Regions from separate parts of the Homo sapiens genome. Here region 1 is linked to region 2. The links are chromatin loops, found by intact Hi-C in ENCODE. Cell type or tissue: GM12878. All regions are shown on one strand. Links, peaks and the distances in the headings refer to the core of each region. The heading gives the core; the rest is flanking DNA.

Region 1 (11,973 bases), core at 1,977-9,976, 190 kb after region 2:
AACATCATCCTTGATCTTTGCTTTCTCTCACACCCTATATCCAATTCACACACCACATCCAATCCATTAACCAATCCTGTCACTAATAACTTAAAACCGTATCCAGAATCTAACTACTCTTCACCATATCCATTGCTAATACCTTGATCCAAGCTGCCATCATCCTTTGCCTGGACTGCCTGCAGCAGTCTCCCAGCTGCTTCAATTTTGCCCCCACCCCCCACCCCCACCCACCCCACTACGGTTTATTCCCCACCAGCAGCCAGAGTCATCTTTTAAAAACATACATCAGCTCATGTCATGCACCTGATCACAACTCTCCAGTGACTTCTCTTCACACTAAGAATGCAGTCTTATCTCCTGGCCCCACATGGTCTAGCCCCAGCCTACCTGACCACTCACCCCCAGGGCCTCCTCCCATCCGGGCACCACTGTTCTTCCTGATATTCCTAGAACACAAGTAGCTCACGTCACCTCAGGGCCTCTGCACATGTTGGTCACTCCATCAATAACACTCATCTACCCACTCCTGACACGCTTCCCTCCCTCCCTTTGTTCAGATTTCTTCTCAAATGTCACCTCTTTAGAGAGACCTTTCCTGCTCCAGGTATCTAAAATCACTCCCTTCTCCCTTATCCTCTATCCACCAGCCCTTATTTTTGCAGAATACTCATCTCTACCAGAAATTATACCTTTATCTACTTGCTTACTCTTTGTTGTCAATTTCTTTTCATTGTATATGCTCCATGAGAGCAGAGACAATCTGCCCTGTTCATGACTAATCTCAATAAATATGTCCTGAAAGAATAAATACAATCCATGTTTTCACCAGCTGAAAACACAAGGAGCCGACAGGCCAAAAGTCTCCACATTCCAGGAGCCTTGAATAGTGACAGGTGGCTGCATATATTGGTACCTTCTAGAGTTCAGGCCCCTGCAGTGGGAAGCATGAGACAAACAGGTTTGACAGAGATCTCATTCATACCCTGACCTCAAAGCAAGAATACTGCTAGTCAGACTTTTCTTCCCTAGCCTACCAGATACAAAGGCATCTATTTTTTTTTCATTGTTTCTTGAAAACAAACACACAGAAAAATAAGCTGAAAGAGACATAGAGTAAAGTAAAATAGGTAGCAGGAACAGAAACAAAAATCTGCCTGGATGGGAATAAACCTACCAGCTCTCAGCCACAGTCAGGGGAGGTTCTAAAGAGTGTTCCAATTCTTGGCAAAAGACAGGCATCCAGGGTGACAGCACGTAGGTTCTTGCACAGCACAGGCTGAGGACTATACATCTGCCTGGGATGGAAGGAGTGTTTCTTTGTGGGTTTCTACTTCTGCAATCTCCTAGTCCACCTTAAAATTCCAAATCAGAATAGCAGCAAAAGAGCAAGGCTTAATGCACACTGCAGTAACACTGACCAGCTTAATCAGGACCATTTGTCTCCTACATGGGGATCTGGACATTCTGAGAATGAATTACACAGTGGCCTCAATTCCCTTCTGCCTTAAGGCCCGGTGGTTTTGCACTGATTTCTCAACCGAAAGAGATCATCATCAGCTTTCTGAGGGTGGAAGTGTTTCAAACAGAGAACCAACTGCCTCTGCCCATCAAGGTCACTTTCCTGCCTTTACCTATCTGTCTTCTTACCTCGAAATGCTTTAAGAACAATTTGTTGGTCACAACAAACTCTGAGGCAGCGAAGGGCAGGGAAAGAGAGGGCATTCAGAATCAAAGGCCTAAGATTTGAGCCCTGGTGTCTCCACAAACTGCTTGTGTAAGCTGGGCATACTTCACCTCTCTGACCCATTCCCCTCACATATAAGATGCAGGTGTTGTGAAAATCAAATAAGGCAATGCCCGGAGGAACTTTAAAGAGACTGTACAGTGCCACGTTTTTATATAAACGGGCTCTGGCTTTGGATAATGATGACATTATTGGTAATAAGAATAAAGCGCAACATTTAATCATTGCCGATAATACCAGGCACCATTGAGCAAAGGATGTCCATCCTAATCTCATTTATTCTTCCAAAAAAACCAAAGATTTAATTATTAAAACTATTCCCACCTTCAGACAAAGAAACTGAGGCTTGGAGAAATTAATTTCTCAAAATCACACACTCAGTAATTCTTGAGGCTGGGATTTCAAACCACGTGTGGAATACTCCAGAGCTAACACTTCTAAGCACTACTCTACCCTCTGCTCAATCTTACATGCCGATTGTGAGCTGCAGGCTCTGACAACTCTGATCAGTGCAGGGAGTGACCAAGTTTGCCCTCAGAATGAAGTCTCAGTTTTCACATCTGTAAATGGGGTCAATAATAGTATCTAGCTCATAGGGTTCTTAGGAGGATCAAATGACATAACGTATATCAAGCAGTGAACATGTTGCCCACTCCCCAGTATGTACTCAATAAACATTAACCACAATAACTGGAAGCCTGTACTCGGTGGCAGTGGGGGAAATATTTTAGTCTCTGTCTCAATAACCCCTTGCACTGGGCTTTAGGGGTTAAAGATGTAGCCAGGGACCTGCTCACTGTCTCTTGGCTGAAGCCCAAACTGGGATGGCAACGGGTGGCTCACACCTGCTCAGGCTGCAGCCTGCTGTCAGTACAGAGCCCACATCACTGAGGGAAAGGGGAATATTAGGCCATGGCAGAGGCATACACTGGCTGCATCTGCCAGTCTAAAGCTAGCTGAGAGAGAGGGTAGATTTGTCAAGTGTCTTTTAGGACAAGCAGAAAGGCTTCTGATTATCCATGCAAGTCCAAGGAGTACCACCACCAGTCATAGCTTTGGGGGCCAGGGTCTCATCAAACAAAATAGCTGGGAACTCAAATAATAAAATATCTGCAAAAACAAGCTGTTCCTGCCCCTTCTTCTCTCTCCAGCCCCCTGCCCTCCGAGCCAGGGCTATTCTAGAGCTGGGGTATTACAGCTCAACTAAATGTAATTCAAGCTCAATGCACCACAGCAACTGTGTTGCACAGGCAACTCATAATGAAAAGTGAGGTGTAGAAAGTCAGCACCTAGGGAGAGCTAGAATTATACCACCTCGCCTGACTGCGGCTCAGAAGATGAAAGTGGTGGCCACGGAAACTGCATGCACAGGAGAGAGGAGAAAGGGGAAAGAAAAAGGGTGTGGGGAGGAGGGCAGGAAGGAACGCAGGCAAGGGAGGGAGGCAGAGTGTCTGTCCTCTATCAGCTCAGACCTGGCAGGCCTGGAGAGAAAGCTGGAGGGGATGCTGCACTCAGCTGACTGCCTCGTGGGCCAGTGCATAGGCGGCCAGGCCACTGTGCCCATTAATGCCTTCCACCCTTCTCAGGTTTAAAAGGGGAAATGTTCTATTTATAAGCCACCGACCAGCAGAGGCCTGGCAGCCTCTGGATGGTTCTGATCCCAAAAGGATCCTGGTTACCGGTGGCTGCCTCCTCCTGCCTCTCAACTGTGGGTGTTCTAACAGCAAAAGGCCAAAGGTGACTAGAAGCAAAAGAAAAACAAATCCTCTTTTCTGCCCTCTGCTGCTTTCATGAGACGGTGGATTTTTGGTAATGGCTGAAGGCTTTAGATGTCTTTTAAAAATAGTGGCCCAGGCGATCCCATCAAGGCTTTCCCTACAGTTTTCAAGCCTAAATCTCCTTTTCTGTTTTACAGATCAAGGGAGGCTGAGGAACAGAGATGAAGGAAATGTACAGTCAGAGGCACAACAATAGGAAACAGAGCAATGGTAATGATGTCCCTCCCCATCTCCTCTCCTGGTCCTCAATCTTGTCCTCATAAAACAAGGCAAACCTGAATAAAACGCCATCAGGGAGTTTGCTCTGAATGACGGCCTAAAGAAGGATGAGTGGATGTACAGAAACAACATATAAAGCATTATGTTGTGTTGCCAAATCCCTGTGGGAGAGTGGTGGGCCACACTAAGGGTCTGACCCTGGGGAAGCCAGTCAGTGAAATGCGTGACCCTTGTGCACCCAGCACTGTGCACAGGTGTTTGAGGAACCACTGAGGGCTCTAATGAGGTGGTGCACTAAGAAGGAATATGGGATGGCCCCTCAGCCACAAAGAACTAGAGGGGTTAGATGTTGGAGTCTGATGATGAAATTCCTTCCAGCCCCCATGGGTGGACCACATATGAACAGGATGGCAGAATGGATCAAAGATTTCAAGCATATGAAGTGTTGCAGGAAAAAAATGACCCTGGCAATGAGGCAGGCTAGGGTTTGAGTATGAGCTTCACTACTTCTCAACTGTGCTCCCTTGACCTCTTTAAGCCTGTGAGCTCCTTTGGAAACTCAGTTGCTGTGAACAGCATTTGTACAAATGGCAGCCCATCGTGTGACACTTTCATGCTCCCTCTCAAAACCTCATGCCATCCCATTTAGACTAATTTTAAAAACTTAGCCTTGTGTTAAGCCAAGGGTTAATAAACTACAGTCCCTGGGCCAAATTCACCATTGCCTGTTTTGTAAAACAAAGTTTTACTGGAAAACACCCACACCTGCTCATTTCCATATTGTCTGTGACTGCTTTCACACTACCATAGCGGAGTTGAATACTCCTATAAAAATAAAAATATTTACTATCTGGCCCTTTACTAAAAAAAGTGGACCCCTGTGCTAAGCAATAACATTTGTAAAATCAGGGGATTGGCCAGGCGCAGTGGCTCATGCCTGTAATCCCAACACTTTGGGAGGCCGAGGCAGGCGGATCACCTGAGGTCAGGAGTCCGAGACCAGCCTGGCCAACATGGTGAAACCCCATCTCTACTAAAAATAAAAAAAATTAGCCAGGTGTGGTAGCAGGCACCTGTAATCCCAGCTACTAGGGAGGTTGAGGCAGGAGAATCACCTGAGCCCAGGAGGCGGAGGTTGCAGTGAGCCGTGATCACACCACTGCACTCCAGCCTGGGTGACAGGGGTCTCAAAAAAATAAATGAAATAAAACAAAATAAAATCAGGGGATTTCAGAGAACTTATGTTCCCCCACAATACACATCAAAATAAATACAGAAGTCTAGATGGTAATTTAAAATATACTCTCTCAAATGACCTAGTGTACCACCAGTGGTGTGCACACCCCACTTTGAGAAATACAGTAACGAGGATTAAATGAATGAACACTCATAAAGCACCAAGACTGAGAAACAGTAGCAGGTTGTCTTCCTCCCTTCAAGAGCAGTGTTACCAATCCAGCTGGCTTTTCCTTTCCAGTGGGTTTTTCCTTTTGTTGTGGGAGTAACTGGCCTGGCCAGATGATAAGAGTAATAACCAAGAGTAATTAGGCACTTACCAACTAATGTGCAGATACTAATGTGCTGAACTTTCATTCTTACAATGAGTTTATGAAGCAGGGGTATTATTATCCCCATTTTACAGAAGAGGAAATGGAAGCTTAGAGAGGCGCACCACCTGTCCAAAGTTCTACACCCAGGATGCTATTCTACACCAGCCACACATTACTCCTCCATGCAAACCCTCTCTCTAATCCACGTGGCGGAATCTACCCAAAGAGAATGATCTGAGATACGTACAAAGGCTGATGTACAAGGCCAATAACTGATGAAATTAATAACTTTTGAAGCTATTATGAATAACATAGGCCAATGTTATTTGTAATACCAAAAACCTGGAAAGAGCATTAGTCTAACAATGATAAATGATTCAACAAATTAAGATATAGTCCAATGACAGAATATTAAACAACCATGACAGGTGATACTTCTAAACATTTCATGACATCAGAAAATGTCTGTAATTTTTAAAGCAGAATACAACAAGCATATTCAACATAATGCCAGTTAAATTAAAATTCATACTGACATTGACAAAATACATACAAGACATCATTTAAAAAAGGCAAGAAGGAAGTATCTCTGGGAATAATATTACCAATGATTTTTGACTGAATGTTTCAAAATCATTTTGCTGTATTTCTGTAATATTCTACAATGAGTTCATATTTCCTTCTTCAATCACTGCTCTTCTCCCCACCTCCCAGTGTGAATGACAAATTGGCAAACTGCAGTGGGTTCTTCAGCATTTTTATTCAAATATAAAGGATTCTTATAAAAGCACTAGATTAGGCCAGGTGCAGTGGCTCACGCCTGTAATCCCAGCACTTTGGGAGGCCGAGATGGGCGGATCATGAGGTCAGCAGATCGAGACCATCCTGGCTAACACGGTGAAACCCTGTCTCTACTAAAAACTACAAAAAAATTAGCCGGGCGTGAGGGCGGGTGCCTGTAGTCCCAGCTACTTGGGAGGCTGAGGCAGGAGAATGGCGTGAACCCGGGAGGGGGAGCTTGCAGTGAGCGGAGATCATGCCACTGCACTCCAGCCTGGGCAACAGAGCAAGACTCCATCTCAAAAAAAAAAAAAAAAAAAAAAAAGCACTAGAGCACTAGATTAAAAACAAACCACAAGGAAAGAAAGGACTAGGACTTGGATGCAAAGAGGAGGAAGTGTTATATTTTTTCTTCTTCTGGGGAGGAGAGAAGGGAGGAAATTTCCATTTTTCAAGTGTAGCTCACTCTCAAATCCATGAGCTCTGGGCATGTAGTCTGCACCCTGGGTACTTCTGTAGATGGTTTGAATATGACATACACCCACACGATGTAATTGGGCCATCTGTCTATTGTTCCCCTGTGGTCTGAACCTCCACAGCAGATCACATGAGCTTTAAAGGTAGAGACAGATGTGTGTTCTAGTTATGAGTGTCCTTACCTCTCGGTACTCATATATCTCAGTGCCACCTGCCCTTAAGAACTCCCAGAAGGCTGGGCGTGGTGGCTCATGCCTATAATCCCAGCACTTTGGGAGGCCAAGATGGAAGGATCACGTGAGGCCAGGAGTCCAAGAACTTCTAGAGGCATTCACTGAAGGAAGAGCTACAGGAAGCCTGGACTCCTGCAGTTTCATCCGGCACAAGATCCAGGTGGGAGTAACAGGAAAATGTTGAACAAGAGTGAGAAGTGGAGTGAACTACAAAATGGCATTCTGAAAAGCCAGATGGCCAGTGTTAAGCCAGGTCCTGACATGCATGAGAAGGCATGCCTGCAGCAACTTCAGCATATTCCTTTCAACATAACCCGATTAACCTATGGAATCTGAGTTAATACCCACATTGAGGAAAGTGGCACTATAAAGTCAAGATTAGGAGACTGAGCCCTCTCTGCCTCAATCTGTCAGACTTCAGCCTTCAAGCAGCTGGAGAAACAGTGGGAGGGCAGCATTCTTGTAAACAAGCTAATCTTTTTAGAGTTAAGTAGGCAGTGACATTTGTTATTTAAAACATCAAACTTGGAAAAGACCAACTCACACTGTAAGAGCCTGCCCTTCTCTTACTCCCTTGCACTGGACTGGTGTGTTCTCTCTGACAAGTTCTCGGCTTTCTAACCTTCCCTCAGGTGGGACGGCAGGACAATAGCAGCCTGAGCTGAGAACAGGCCTCTCATCCTGCTTCCAACCTGGACTCATTACAAAGAAAAATGAACCAATTCTCATAGTCTTTGGGGAGTAAATTTTATAACTCCCTAAAGATATTCCCTACCTTGTACCCAAAGGTAGGGAACAGCAAAAAGACAAAAAGACATCGAGAGATACAGCAAACGGGGCTGCAGCGGGTGAGATGGGAGAAATGGTTCTTGCCCAGGGAAGTCTTGTTCTTTGTAATAATGAAAGGGACGAATCAATGACAAGTATCAGATAACTAGGTGACTGACACTGGCAGTGACCACTTCCTCAAAAAAAAAAGCTTAAGAAGAAACAATATCATACTTTCTTCTTCTTTATTACCAATACTCCCTTTTTCCCCTTCCCTTCTCTACTAGGTAAGAGTTTGACAAATTAGAGAATCTGGTGTCACTGATATAGATTCCTGACATTCTAGAAGCAAATCCAGGAAGGGTCCCCATGGGTAGCAGGGCTGGCAAAATAAAATATTGGTTTTTAAATTTAGTATTTAGGGATTAACTTGACCAGGAGCACACACGATCTCTAGGCAGAAAAATAAAATCCTAATAAAAAACACTGGTGGTCTGAATAAATGGAAAGACATTCAAAACCCTTGGAAGACATGACTTAATATTACAAAGGTGTCAACTTTCTCCAAATAACCTGTATGATTCAATGCACTCGCAAAGAAAAATTTTATTTTAGGGGAAACTTCTTAAACTTATTATAGAATTTATACAGAAGGATAAAGACTCATAAATACCCAAGTCAAACCTCAAAAGGGAGAATAAATAGAGGAGACTTATATAACTAGATATTAAGAGTTGCCTCAAAGTTATTATTAAAAACAGAGAGGTATTGGGACAAAAACAGCTACACAAAAAACCTGAATAAAGGGCTCAGAGACAGAACTAAAATATGCAAACCTAAAATGCAAGAACACTGGCACTACAAATCAATCGAGGGAAGAATGGATAGCTTAGTAGATGTTGATAGGAAAACTAACTCTTCCCAAGGATAAAAATAAGAATGGATCTTCATGGAACATCTCATACAGTGGTGGAAATCAGCTAGATTAGAAACTTAAATGTGCAAGACACACTCATAAAGCCAATAAAAGAAAACATAGGTACACATCTTTGTGACATGGGTCATAAAGGCCTTCTCCAAAACACAACTTGAAAATCATAAACAAGAAAGCAAAAAAGAGATGATTTGAATATATAAAAGGGCTTTGAAGGATTTATAGTCAAAGAAGGATACCACGTATTAACAGACAGATGACAAGATGAGAACATATTTAAACTGGCTAAATCTAACAAGGGATTAGTATCTAGAATCAGTAGGAACTTTTTACATATCAAAAAGAAAAGATGGTAACTGAAATAGAAAAATGGGCAAAGGACATGAATAGGCAATTAACAGAAGAGGAAACCCAGTAAACTAACAGGCCTATGAATAGATGCTCAAATTCATTAATTACCAGAGAAATGCAAATTAAAACAACAATGAACTATCATTTTACACCTATCAGACTGGCAAAAAATTAGAGAGCTGAATACTGGTGAGAGTTGGCAGGAATGGAGAAATTTGCATGTAGGGTTGGTGGGACTGCGGATCGACCACTCTGGAGAACAATACAAGAGAGTGCTTAAACTAAGTATATGCATAGCCTTTGTCCAGCAATGCTTTGGGTGGGTGTATCCCAGAGGAATTCTCACACAGGAAGATATGTACAAAGATGTCCATTGTGGTGGTGTGAGTACTGATGAGGAGTTGGAGGCATGAGAAGATGGAGTACATCTCTACAAAAACAGATACAAAGTGCTGTGTACCACAAATTATGCAGTAATCAGAAGCCACAGCATAAAAGGACACAGAGGAATACGAATGGCTCCTGACACAATGATGAGGGCACAAAGTAAGAAATAAAACAAGACCCAGAACCATTTATTAACACACACCATTTATCAAGAACACAGGAAGATAAAAGACACACATTTTAGAAAAAAGAACTAAAAGGGAATGGATGAATAAATAAAATGAAACGAAAGAATGAATGAATCAAGAAACCTGTGCTGATAATGTGCCATGAACAGGGGAGTGTGATGAATTCATCTCTCTAAACCTGAGATCCAAACAGAGCATAGAGAAGAGGAGAAGAAAAGGCTCTGCAAAGAAATGTACATATATTTATCAGCTGCCATCCTCTCCCTGGCAACTGGGTCATTTGGAAAATACCAGCAGCTGACAGACATTACTTATGGCCCTGTCTTATACTCCACAGGCACCGTATGCCCTGAGAGAAACTTCGAGATGAAAGCAAACGAATTCAGAAATTCCCTTTTGTTAACTGCTCCTTCAGAACATTCTGGCTCTCTGATAAAATGTTTGCATTGAAATTCCCACCAAAACATTTCCTAGAAAAGAAAATGCCGGACATTTGGAATTTGGACTCTAGACATTTGGAATCTGGTTAAGAAGAGCAGTGTCTCACTCTTAAATTCATATCAGATTGGCTTCATATCTTTAAAAGAGTTTAGATTGTGTCATAAACAGAAGGAGTGTTGCAGAACAATCAAGACCCAGAGCATTAGCGCCACCTGTGGTAGATGAGCCTTATGGGGGGTTTGCATTAAATTGTAAATTACTGCAATCAAGAGATACAGTAAAACAACCCCACCAAGGAGGGGAAGCTAAGAACCTGTACCATGTGGGAAAGGGTCCAAACTCAAAAAAGGGTGAGGAAGCACTAAACCAGACCATCACACTGGTTTGCCAGCTTAGAAATCAATCAATACCCTAAAAAAACAATTCCTATTTAAATGACTCCTGAAAAAGTGGCCAATTTTTTTTTTTTTTTTTTTGAGACAGAGTCTCAGTCTATTGCCCAGGATGGAGTGCAATAGCACGATCTTGGCTCACTGCAACCTCTGCCTCTCAGGTTCAAGCGATTCTCCTGCCTCAGCTTCCTGAGTAGCTGGCATTACAGGCGTGTGCCACCATGCCTGGCTAATTTTTGTATTTTTAGCAGAGACAGGGTTTCACCATGTTGGCCAGGCTGGTCTCTAACTCCTGACCTTGTGATCCGCCCGCCTCGGCCTCCCAAAGTGCTGGGATTACAGGCGTGAGCCACCGTGCTGGCAAAAGTGACCAATTTTTTTAACCCATCTTTTTACCTCCTGTGTGCTAGATGAAAGGGTAATGACTGAAGAATCATTAGACACCCAAGGCAAGCAACTCTCTTTGCTCTGTGAATAATGAGGTGCAAAAAGCAAAATGTCACAACTGCTTATATTTTCCAAAATAAAACTGTTTGTCTTATTCTTTTCTTGAGGGAGGTCAAGTAATGCATGTTATTATGTATGTTGTTCTATAGCCTAATTTTTTTAAAATTTCAATCATTAACAAACTATCAGCACAATTTCTGCAAATAGATCCAGCCCTCTCTGGTTCTTTCTAAAGGCTGTGTATTACTCCTTAATTTATTTAGCCAACTCCCTATTTGGTATTTAGATTGTCTCTCATTCTTTGCTATTATCACCAACGCCCCAACAAATTTATTTGTTGTACAAACTATCTTTGCACTCTAATGATTTCTTTAGGATAAGCCATTGGGGAGTTAGAGGGTGGTCACTTTTTTAAGGATTCCAAAGCATATCCTCGAAATGCCTTAAGAAATGTCAGAACCAGTTGGGATGCCCACCACTAGAACCATGGTTGTCCTTCAAATCTATTGGGATTTATCCCAAGTAGAGAGATGTAGGTTCATAAGGTCACAAGTTAAAAGTAAACTTCTGGCTGGTGTAGGGGGAGGTCTCCATTCACGTGCCTCTCCTCCCCCACCCCACCACTCTTGGGTCCTTTATTATGGAGGCAATGTGTCCCAGGCAGGGCCAGGTGTGAGTATCTGTTAGTGTAGCCTGCTTGGCATCCATCCCCTCTGGTCCTGATGGCTTCCCTGATTTCCCTCTGGGAAACTACTCTGTTCCCATTTTTTGCAGCAGTCTTGAAACTCTCAATCAAAATGTACAGTTTTTCCCTGGGTGGACCCAAATTAGACCAACTTGTTGCCTGGAAATCTCAATGTTCAGAAAGGTGAGGCAAGGACTACAAACAGTTTAGAGCTTTGTCGTATTATCCAGAAGACCCTTTCTCACCGGGTTCCTAGGTCTCCAGAACTCATCTATTCTCAAGCCTAGCTTTTCAGCTCCTCTGACCTTACTATGAGCTACCATACAGCCTTACATATTCCTTCATTATTGTTACTGTTGTTTTTGCCTCAGTTAGTCAGAGTTGACTTCAAGTGTTCTAAAACAATCTTACCTAATTAAGGGTGGGGTAGGGTGGAATTACTTCTTTGTTTCCTTGCATATTTACTTGAAATTTTTCCCTTGCTCATTTTATTTTTTTTGGAGGTGGAGGGGAACATTTTTTTTTCATCTCATAAAGGCCTCTCAACCTACCCACAGCAGGCATTCCAAATTATTTAATATTTCATACAAAACTCC
Region 2 (11,973 bases), core at 1,351-9,350:
AAGGTGAAAGGAGAATCCAGTTCACATTAGCCAGGGTCTCAGAGACCAGGTTTTGAGGCAGTATTTCTGCCTCTTGAGGACAGGGCAGAGCAGGTGGGTAAAAAGCAAAGAGACCAGGGAAGGGGGACTAAAAGTAAGGGAAACAGCATCTGAGGAAAGGCTCCTCTGACTGGATTTTCACAAACATTATTTATTAACCTCACTAAACAAGGATAATGGGACAAAACAGGGGCAAGCTGGAAAACCAGCAGGGGTATTTGGCAGCCAGAAATAAAAGGGAGTGGTCCAGGTGCCCAAGATTATCATTCAAAAGGAGTAACATTCCATTGATATTAGGTTTGTGAAATTGAATAATGAAGTGGCAATAACATAGTACGTTAAAAAATAACAAACTAGGCACTGTGGCACATGCCTGTAATCCTAGCACTTTGGGAGGTGGGAGGATTGCTTGAGCCCAGGAATTTAAGACCAGACTGTAGAGACCTCCATCTCTACAAAAAAATAAAAAAAATTAGCCAGGCATGATGGGACACGTGTGGAGTCCAGGTTACTTGGGAGGCTGAGGCAGGAGGATTGCTTGAGCCCAGGAGGTGGGAGCCGCAGTGAGCTGAGATTGCACCACTGCACTCTAGTCAAGTGAGACCCTGGCTCAAAAAAAAAAAAAAAGTAAGTAGGTAAATAAATAAATAAGCAAGCCAAGAAAGGGCCTTGTTTTTTTCTCAAGTTGATAGGCAACTGACAGTCTATGGGAGGGCTTTTCCCTTGAGATCTCCCTCTACTGCTTTAGGATAGGCACAAAAATGGGAGAAATGACAGAAGAGGTGCTTTTAAAGGGGGCCATTCCTGTTGCCCAAGGAATAGGAATGGGTAGGGTTGCCAGATAAAATACAGGACACCTAGTTAGATTTGGATGGCAGAATAAACAATAAATATTTCTTTAGTATACGTTATGTCCCAAATATTGCATGGGACATACATATATGAAAAAATTTTTGTTGTTTATCTACCATCCAAATTTAACTGGGTCTGCTGTATTTTTATTTTATTTGCTAAATCTGGCAACCCTACCCAAAAAGTCTTATCTTCTTAAAAGCTTGTCAGCCCAACAAGTCAAGTGTCCCATAACTCCTTCTGAAAGGTCTTAAGCAGTTTGCTTTAGGTAGGGTTCCTACCAAAACAGACAAATCCTGTTGGCAGAGAGATTGTATTTGTAGGCTTTGGCTCTGATAAAAAAATAAAATAAAAAATCTCCACCAGGCATCATTGGTTCTTTGGCTTCCTATTCTCCACAGTATATCTCAAAACTGGATACAGAGGGCCTGGGGTAGTTTTCGGCTGCTCCTGTCAACAGTGCCCTTCAGACCTCAGCTGGGCCTTTAAGGGCATGAACAAGTTGGGATCCTCCTGCTAGTTCCCTTTTAATTTTCACCTCTGAGCATGGCACAAGGCCTGGAAAGCACTCACAGGAGTTTCCCTCAAATGCCCTTGCAAACCTTGCAAAATGATGACCCATTCGCCATCATATGGCACTACAGGGAGGTGGGACCAGCTAGACTGGCAGGTGGAAAGGGGTTGATCATTTAGGCATAATTTCCAGGGACCCCTGGGCAAATGCAAGTTACGGGTTTGGGGCTATCGGCTTTTTTGGGGGAGGGGTGAGCAAGTGAAAGAAAAGGGAAATACGGAGGGAATGTGTCTCCAGCACCCTTTCTCTACTGTGCTGCAAAAGGCATCTTCATTCCTGACTTTGAACAAACAAGGTCTATAAATGGTTTGAAGAGGGGACAGTGATATGGTTTGGCTCTGTGTCCCCACCTGAATCTCATCTTGTAGCTCCCATCATTCCCGTGTTGTGGGAGAGACTCGGTGGGAGATGATTGAATCACTGGGGACGGTCTTTCCTGTACTGTTCTCATAATACTGAATGGGTCTCACGAGATCTGATGATTTTAAAAAACGGGAGTTTCCCTGCACAAACTCTCTTTTTGCCTGCCGCCATCCATGAAAGACGTGACTTCCTCCTCCTTGCCTTCTGCCAGGATTGTGAGGCCTCCCCAGCCACGTGGAACTGCAAGTCCGTTAAACGTCTTTTTCTTCCCAGTCTCGGGTATGTTTTTATCAGCAGCATGAAAACAGACTAATTCAGACAGTAAGCAATTTCCAGAGGAGACATCATTCAGAAGTTCATGGGACCACTGATTAGATCTAATTCAATATTTACTTATAAAGGCTTTGCTCAGGGAAGGAAATCTGAAGCTTCATGCTCTGGAAGTGGATTTGAGGGAGGCCCCAGTGGACCTGAATAATGGGTGTATACCACCACCTCTTTGCTATACACTACAGTGTACAGGTTTCGGCCCTCTCTGTTCCTCTGATGGGCTAGCTCCTCAGCAGTGTTGCTGTCTGTGCTCATCTGGGCACACACATTTAGTCCAACTCTGCCTTGACTATTTTTTTTTTTTTTGAGATGGAGTCTAGCTCTGTCACCCAGACTGGAATGCAATGGCACGATCTTGGCTCACTGCAAACTTTGCCTCCCAGGTTCAAGCAATCCTCCTGCCTTAGCCTCCTGAGTAGCTGGGATTACAGGCGCCCACCACCATGCCTGGCTAATTTTTGTATTTTTAGTAGAGATGGGGTTTTGTCACGTTGTCCAGGCTGGTCTTGAACTCCTCACCTCGGGTGATCTCCCCACCTTGGCCTCCCAAAGTGCTGGGATTACAGCTGTGAACCACTGTGCCCGGCCTGCCTTGACTATTTCAAGAGGGCAGCTTCCTAAAGGGTGTCCAAATAGTGCTATTCTAACAATGGCCAGGGGAGGAGGTACTGAGTAACTGTGACCCCAGACACACAAGATGGCAACAGAATGGCAGATTCTATTGCCATTGCCCTCTGTCAATCTGGAAATACTTTGGGAGGTAGGAAGAAGTAGGAAGGAAAAACAGTCTGGAAATATTTGGGGAGATGAAAACGAGTGAAGAGGTAGAGATACTTGACAAGAAACAGGGCCCCAAATCTCAGAGTCACAAAAAAGTGAGTACCATCAAGGCAGAGAGGACATTTTAGGATTTTAGCTGAGTGATTTCACTCTCTTGAGTCTCTTAACCCATTTTGTCCAAAGGGCCAATATTTTGAAGATTTTTACTCCATTTTGATAAAAATGAAGGAATTACATTTTCCTAAAGCCCAAGTTTCTCTAATGAGTAAGTGAGGCATTTTGGAAGCTGACTTGTCTGTGGTCACTTAGTTTCCTCTGGTTCAGGTCCTCATGATCTAATGAGAATAATCTATGCTATTTCTGGTATCTTAGAAAGTTGATGTCTCCCAAAGTGCCCAGAAGATGTCCAAGAAATGATTAGGAAATCACTAGAATGTCAGGAAGACATGATCTGAAAATTTCCCTTATTTATAGAGTGAGAAAAAAAAGAATTACTGAAAATCTCCTTCCCATCATCCAGGACAAAGCCAGGTAGAAAGCTGTATAAAACCTAAAAGAGCAAGTCAGGCTCTGGGCTGGGAGCTGCACGGAAACTCAAAGTTGGGGTTACCCACGTGTTTGGAGGAAAGAGTGCTGAGCTGAGGGGGAGAAGTCCTGAATTCTGGATTGGCTCTCATTTAGTCATAGCATTGTGTCCAAGTCACCTCCCTGTGTTTTAGTTTTCTTTTTCCACAGTAGGGTTCAGGCCATTTCTCTTCTCATTCTCACACGAGGATAGAATGAAATGATAGATGTGTAAGTGCCTAGTGGGGAATAAAGTAATATATGTATCTGTATATATATAAATAGCATGGGGTTTTCTTTTCTTCTAAAAGTGAAACTCGGCTTCATAAATTATTTAAGCCTCTCTGCTGGATCCACCCTTTGGAGAAAAAGACAGAAGGGAAAATACTCCCAAAGCCCAAAACGCTTCTGATGCTTATAACTGGGCTCTACAATTTGGTTGTCTGAAAGCTGAGACTAAGCTTGAGAGAGAAGCACGTTTAGGAGCTCCACAGCATAGGAATTCTGCAGGATCCCTATTCGTTCTTTTCCCGGTTGTAAAGAGCTCTTTTTTTTTCCCAAAGAGCACAAGAGCAAAAAACTTAAGTGCGGAAGTCACAAAAGCAGGGAAAACTACAGCATGGCCCTGAGAAGAGGAACTAGGTCAAGCTGCTCTCCCTCAGAGAGAGGTAGTGCCTGTTCCCAGGACAGCTCAGGCTTCATGACACACAGAGACAGAAGCAGGCTGGGAGCATGGATGGTTTCGGGAGTATATGGGGGACAACGAGGCATAAGCCGTGAGCAATTTAAGAGAAATCGCTTCGTCTCTCAAGCTTTTATTCTATGTTCGACGTCTCTCCCCCAGTGGATCTGGTCTAAGTGACTGGGTGTCAGTGCTTAGGGCCAGGGGCCCAACCCCACAAATAAATATTGCCTGACGCTGCCTGATAAACATGAGAAAAGAAAAGGTTGGCACATGTCCCAACACTGTTTCCTCTTATGTTATCTTACACCAAAGTGCAGAGAGCACATGAAATTGAGAGAGCCATCAAAACCAGAGTCTGGTTCAGGAGGTGCTCCTTCCCCTAACTCTAGGCACCAGAGAGGTTAATTCAGAAACTTGAGTCAGGGTTGAAAAGGGTGTGAAAAATGCCATGCTGATTCATGCAAATGGTCCCTTTTAGCTCTGGTCTCTTAGGATGGAACCACAGGAGAGCAGGGGCAGCCCCCTGTTGTCCCTGGCCAGCTTTGGATAAACGGGAACAGATTGGTCATCATCCGAGATTTTACCTGGAGTCTTCATGTACCGCTTCTTCTGGCCTGTCAAAAAGCAAGTGCAGGTTTGGATGGCAGGGAACAAAGTTGACGAGGAGGCTGAACACTGCATGAAGAGAGGACCGAGCCAATGAGAGAACAACGGCAGCAACAGAAAACCAAACAAACCCTGCAACAGACCTGACGGGGGATGAGTCGCTGGACGTGGATGAGGTGGGCATAGGGCTGGATGGCGCCGAGAACATGGGCCAAGATGGCGAGAGGGGTGAAGTTGGGCTTGGATTCGGGGGGCTGCAAGACATAACAACCAGAAAACTTGTCAGCACACAGGGAAACCACAATGGGAGCACAGGAGGTCATGGGAGGCCAGATGACGGAAAGCTGGGCAGAGCAGAGGAGCACCGAAACCCAGGGATGTGCTGTCAGGGCCATGTCACATTCCTCCAGACCAAATCTCCACGTCCAAGTAAACGTCTGTTCTGTAATTCCTCGGAGTATAAACAGGCTTTGCCCTGCAGAACAACTGCTTTTCAGGTGATAGAAGCTTCTTCGATCATGTACATTGGCGACAAATGCCCTGAGCCCACGCACATGAGTTCCCACACCCACGTGCTATCACCAGCCTTGTTCTGAGGCAGGGCTAGCTTATAGCGAGCCTTCAGCTTCCACTCTTGTGGGAGTGTTTTTCAGGTTACGTCTCAGCAGAAATGACCATGTTTTTTTTCTTCTGGGCCACAAAGGCCATTCGGTGAGAAAATAATCTCCTGTTTGCATTTTTAACTAGATGGGCTGTGTGCCACTGGAGATCTGAAGTACTGCATGAAGAAGGTGATAGCCGATGGAGGTGAATACAGATACACCTCTTGGGAGACGGCATGCAATTACCAGCAGAATGCGGTTCCTCTGAGGTTTGCTGCCTGGGCTTGCCCTTTCTCCTTTCGTGGAATTTGGGCATTACGATACTCAAAGAAAAAGCCCCAGAGGGAAGGCAATGAAAAAAACGAACTGAAACCTTCAATTTGTTCATTTTGTTCCTTGACGGGTAGCTAATCAAAAGTTTGGAGAGGAAAGGTTGAAATTACTCACTGAAACGTGGCTTGTGGATTTTAATTGGTTGTGTTAGCCCTTTGACTTATTTCCACAAATGACACAAGCACCTTCACAACTCTGTGAAATCATACATCACAAATAGTGCAAACACCAATGACAGAGAGAAACCAGTTCAGCCACACCACCACTTGCCACTCCTGAATCTCAGCGGACTGCTGAACTATTTGAAACAAGCCCTTCATGGGGGCAAAAATGACAGAAATCCGGTTCAAGGGGAACAGACTTTCTAAGCGTACTGCAATTTAGCAGGCACACACAAATGTCCTACTTACTGGGACTTCCCTAGGGTTATACCAATTCAAACATGAGACCCAATAATAGCCCTAATTACTTACTGTTGTAACACCTATAGACAAATAACAGCAAAAACCACAGTGTGAGTTCATCAGAGAGGCTCAAACTAATGTGACTGATAAACACTTTATTAAATTCCATTACGTATATTTTTAGAACATAAATTCCATGAGGCAGAGGCTTTTGTTTTGCTTACTGCTGTATATCCAGTGTCTAAAATATCCAGTGTCTGTAGGTACTATATTTAACAAATCATTACTGAGTAAATTAATGAGTCTCATTTACCCACGCAACAAGCCCACAAACAAGTACTGCTATAATTCCCATTTCACAGATGTGGAAACCTGGGCTAAGCTGAGGCTTCTCTAAGGATACCCAGCCTATAAGTAACAGGGCTGAGGTTCAAACCTCATCTGCTGATTCTAAGCCCAGGGCTCCTGCAGCCAGCGTACTCCCTCTGACATAGCAGGACTTGCCCTGTTCCTCTAGCCTGTGCCAAGCTTCTTTACAGACTCAGTCATAGCATTAGAATTCTTCTTAACCACTGATTCATGTGTTTCCTTTAGATACCTACCCTATTTGCAAGGGAAAATGACAATACAGTGATAGAGAATCACAATAAGACTCAACATATTCTAAATTCCAACAAAATCCCCAATCCTGCCTCCAGTGTTCGGTCTGGCGGATTCATATAGCAGATGGCATTCATATAAGAGAAGAAATAAAATGTAAAGAGTATGACTCTTTAAAGCTTTTTTTTCTTAATCCAGCAAAAACTAGTCATTGAGCACTCAGTATGTTCAATACAATAAATGATATTTGCCAAGGTCCCTTGACTTCAAGAGCTTAAAATATATTTGACAAGAAGCGACAGATTTAAAAACAACAGTAATGTAAGACAGTAAGATCCATCAGTTGAGGGCTAAGCTAGTACTAGCTTAATACCTGGCTCCCCCTTGACTCTGTCTTGAGTCCTAGGAAAAGTGTCAACTCCTCTCTACTGTGCAGTCTCCATTTTCTTCCACAGTTGCTGCTAGTCAGAGAGGCCTCACTTTCTCAGTCCTCTCAACACAACCCTGCCCCACCAGACAATGACCTAGTAGGCAAGGCCTGGCAACAACTTTCAAACCACAGCCCAGCCCAGGAACCCAAGCAGAACCAGGGACAATTTGGAGGTTCAAGAGAACAGCCCAGACCCAGGGGCTTGTACCAATCTGTTCTTTTGGTCAGTGGTTACCACAGGACAATTAAAAAGTCCTTCCAACTTTTTTTTTTTTAAATGACTTTAATAAGTAGGAAACACCTCCAGCTTCCTATTCCATCTGTACCAAGAATTATGCCTTTGGCTAATGGCATAGTTTGGAACATATTCTGTGAACACAATGTGGGTTCTAAATGTTTTTCACATCCTCAGATATCTAAGTGGTTTTTGGCCAGAACTACACGGCTGAAATTATCTGGGGGTGCGGCTGGAATGCAGGATATTCGTAACTATTATAATAACTTACTCCTCAATCCCCATGTCAATTACCGTAGTATCAACTGCAATTTTTTCTTCTGGAGACGGAGTTTTGCTCTTGTCGCCCAGGCTGGAGTGCAATGGCACAATCTTGGCTCACTGCAACCTCTGCCTCTTGGGTTCAAGCGATTCTCCTACCTCAGCCTCCCAAGTAGCTGGGATTATAGATCCCCCCCACCATGCCTGGCTAATTTTTTGTATTTTTAGTAGAGACAGGGTTTCACCATGTTGGTCAGGCTGGTCTTGAACTCCTGACCTCAGGTGTTCCACCCACCTTGGCCTCCCAAAGTGCTGGAATTACAGGCATGAGCCACCATGCCTGGCCTCAAATGCAATTTTTAACAACAGAATTTCAGAATTTCATTTGTTTATGTTTTAGCCATAGCAGTAACATTTGGTATAAAGTGACTGCATTTTAACATTTATTACCACTATGTTTGAATTGGTATAATAATAAAATGCATACTCCATAGTACTTCTGTGATTTTTTTTTTTTTAATTATACTTTAAGTTCTGGGATACATGTGCAGAATGTGCAGGTTTGTTACATAGATATACACGTGCCATGATGGTTTGCTGCACCCATCAACCCATCATCTACATTAGGTATTTCTCCTAATGCTATCCCTCCCCTAGCCCCCTACCCCCTGACAGGCCCCGGTGTGTGATGTTCCCCTCCCTGTGTCCATGTGTTCTCACTAACTCCCACTTATGAGTGAGAACATGCGGTGTTTGGTTTTCTGTTCCTGTGTTAGTTTGCTGAGAATGATGGTTTCCAGCTTCATCCATGTCCCTGCAAAGGACATGAAGTCATCCTTTTTTATGGCTGCATAGTATTCCATGGTGTATATGTGCCACATTTTCTTTATCCAGTCTATCACTGATGGGCATTTGGGTTGGTTCCAAGTCTTTGCTATTGTGAACAGTGCTGCAATAAACATACGTGTGCATGTGTCTTTATAGTAGAATGATTTATAATCCTTTGGGTGTATACACAGTAGTGGGATTGCTGGGTCAAATGGTATGTCTGGCTCTAGATCCTTGAAAAATCGCCACACTGTCTTCCACAATGGTTGAACCAATTTACAACCCCAGCAACAGTGTAAAAGCATTCCTGTTTCTCCACATCCTCTCCAGCATGTGTTGTTTCCTGACTTTTTAATGATTGCCATTCTAACTGGCATGAGATGGTATCTCACTGTGGTTTTGATTTGCATTTCTCTAATGACCAGTGATGATGAGTGTTTTTTTTATATGTTTGTTTGCCACATAAATGTCTTCTTTTGAGAAGTATCTGTTCATATCCTTCACCCACTTTTTGATGGGGTTGTTTTTTTTTCTTGTAAATTTGTTTAAGTTCCTTGTAGATTCTGGATATTAGCCCTTTGTCAGATAGATTGCAAAAATTTTCTCCCATTCTGTAGGTTGCCTGTTCACTCTGATGATAGTTTCTTCTGCTGTGCAGAAGCTTTTTAGTTTAATTAGATCACATTTGTCAATCTTGGCTTTTGTTGCCATTGCTTTTGGTGTTTTAGTCATGAAGTCTTTGACCATGCCAATGTCCTGAATGGTATTGCCTAGGTTTTCTTCTAGAGTTTTTACGGCTTTAGGTCTTACATTTAAGTCTTTAATCCATCTTGAGCTAATTTTTGTATAAAATGTAAGGAAGGGGTCCAGTTTCAGTTTTCTGCATATGGCTAGCCAATTTTCCCAACAGCATTTATTAAATAGGAAATCCTTTCCCCATTGCTTGTTTTTATCAGGTTTGTCAGAGATCAGATGGTTGTAGATGTGTGGCGTCATTTCTGAGGCCTCTGTTCTGTTCCATTGATCTATATATCTGTTTTGGTACCAGTACCATGCTGTTTTGGTTTCTGGAGCCTTGTAATATAGTTTGAATCCAGGTAGCATGTTCCCTCCAGCTTTGTTTTTTTGCTTAGGATTGTCTTGGCTATACGGGCTCTTTTTTGGTTCCATATGAAATTTAAAGTAGTTTTTTCTAATTCTGTGAAGGAAGTCAGTGGTAGCTTGATGGGGATAGCATTGAATCTATCAATTACTTTGGGCAGTATGGCTATTTTATGGCTATTTTCATGATACTGATTCTTCCTATCCATGAACATGGAATGTTTTTCCATTTGTTTGTGTCCTTGTCTTATTTCCTCGAGCAGTGGTCTGTAGTTTTCCTTGAAGAGGTCCTTCATATCCCTTGTAAGTTGTATTCCTAGGTATTTTATTCTCTTTGTAGCAATTGTGAATGGCAGTTCACTTCAATTTACCAAGCAAATGGAAAAAAAAAAAAGCAGGGGTTGCAATCCTAGTCTCTGATAAAACACTTAAAACCAACAAAGATGAAAAAAGACAAAGAAGTGCATTAAATAATGGTAAAGGGATCAATGCAAAAAGAAGAGCTAACTTAATGCAACAGGAAGAGCTAACTATCCTAAATATATATGTACCTAATACAGGAGCACCCAGATTCATAAAGCAAGTTCTTAGAGACTTACAAAGAGACTTATACTACCACACAATAATAGTGGGAGACTTTACCACCCCACTGAGATATTAGACAGATCAAGATAGAAAATTAACAAGGATATTCAGGACTTGAACTCAGCACTGGACCAAGCGGACCTAACAGACATCTACAGCACTCTTCACTTCTGTGATTTTTTAAATGACTAAAGGAATTATGCCTTTTGTTTATTTGTACTTTAGAGTCATGGCAATAATCCTATCAACAATACTACTGCACATTTTATGTACTGCAAAGATGCATGTCGCAACAGAAGGACTGTAAACAGACAAGAAATAGAGAGTACATTGTATTTTAGTTCTGATGCAAAACTAAGGGTGTATGACTATGTGTTCTCATACTCATAGAACACATATGTGAGATATAAGACGCACAGGGATGGTTATTATGGCCCAAGACTCTTTGTAGAATCTTAAATTCTCCTTTCACTACAGAAGTGTCTGGCTGTAGGTTACTTAAAAATGACAACGGCAGACAAAAATAAATACATAAATAAACAAAATAAAAATCTTGCTCCCTCCTGCCCCTCACCAAACCCAAAACAAAACAGACAAATTTCAAAATGGTCAATTTCACTCCTGGCTCTGAAACCTCCAATATCAAATTTGCAACCCCTTTCCCACTAATGAAGCCAAGGATAACAAACAATTAAAAGAGGAGAAAATGATTTTATAACTACAATTTTAGCAGATGACTGCTAAAGGCATTCCTACAACCCTCAGAGTCCAGATGGGTGTATTAAGCTGAATGCCCAGTGCCCCTAAATATTCCTGGGGTCCTGCCAGGCCCCCACATCTAGGCCCAATGACAGCAACAACACAGCATACACTGTAGCATGCAAGGAACATTTGCTGGTCTGGTTTGGATTCAACTGGTAGGCTTACATCCACTTTAGTTTGCTGGCCCACAGTGTCCTCAAAAGGAGTCAGACAGTCCCAGTCAGTCTCTGAAATTCACTGGACAGTGAAAGAATAACGGTTTAGGAAGATAAGGCTAAAAGGCTTGGCAGCATAATGGGTTGTGGCTGATAGTTCAAGTACAGTGTGTAGCAATATCATCAGCTTGACACCCTTCTGTGGTGACTCACTTGAATGATGGAACATCTGCTGGACCAGCCAGGGCATGCCTGCCATACTGTGGCAGGGCTGCCCAGGCAGGCTCCCAGTCTGACAAGGGATGTGGCAGACCCTCTCTGATCTCCACACCACAGTAGTAGAGCTGCTATAAGATGAGAGGTTCTGTAACTGGAGGAGTAAGCTGACCACGAAGAAGAAAGTTAATCTTTCAAAATTCTAATAATGAAAATTACTGACGGCCTTGTAGAAAATTGGAAAATACCAAAAACCAAGAAGAAAAGAAATACAACCATACATAATTTATGCCACTGATAATCACTGTTAACACTTTGGCATATTTCTCCTCGCTTTTTTTTGGAGAATTATACTACACATGTAGTTAATACCCTCCTTTTTTTCCCTTAATAAGGCATTTTCCAATGCAATTATATAGCCTTTGATAACATATTTTTAAAATGGCTACAGGCTGTTCTATTGTATGGTATACTCTGATTTCTGTAACCATTTTCTTATTGTGTATATTCAGACTCCTATCCCCCTTTAGCTATTATAAATAGCATTGCAACTCACATCTTTGTAGAGAATCCCTGCCAGTGTCTCAATTGTTTCCTTAGCATAAATTCCTGAAAGTAAAATTAGTGGGTCAAAGGCTAGGAGTTTCTTTTAAAGGTGTTGATATACC

Evidence for each region. A loop is a pair of places that touch in the nucleus more often than their neighbours do. Peaks named below come from ENCODE experiments on the same cell type or tissue, not always from the same donor. Only the 100,000 strongest peaks of a DNase experiment are listed, where the experiment ranks them.
Region 1: a loop joins it to region 2, with 4 times the contacts of the local background. A loop is called at or near these places in 8 of 110 quality-filtered maps.

What each region holds. Positions count from the first base shown.
Region 1 is chr5:143,015,059-143,027,031 of GRCh38, reverse strand. The region is part of intron 12 of ARHGAP26 (Rho GTPase activating protein 26); the gene reads right to left. Among named protein-coding and RNA genes, the nearest start is that of ARHGAP26-AS1, 150 kb to the right of the region's middle. RefSeq lists enhancers at 5,037-5,126, 6,807-7,016, 7,437-7,486. In GM12878, for the core only: no CTCF peak of the experiment used is centred there; DNase peaks (open chromatin) are centred at 3,061, 6,661 and 7,655; H3K4me3 peaks cover 2,026 bases; H3K27ac peaks cover 6,170 bases.
Region 2 is chr5:143,200,272-143,212,244 of GRCh38, reverse strand. It overlaps ARHGAP26 (Rho GTPase activating protein 26), which reads right to left. Exons shown (of 23, transcript NM_001135608.3): 21 at 4,937-5,047. Among named protein-coding and RNA genes, the nearest start is that of ARHGAP26-IT1, 14 kb to the right of the region's middle. RefSeq lists enhancers at 4,510-5,009, 5,119-5,228, 5,649-5,758, 11,244-11,403. In GM12878, for the core only: a CTCF peak has its summit at 2,813; DNase peaks (open chromatin) are centred at 4,444, 5,704 and 6,505; H3K4me3 peaks cover 1,893 bases; H3K27ac peaks cover 5,748 bases.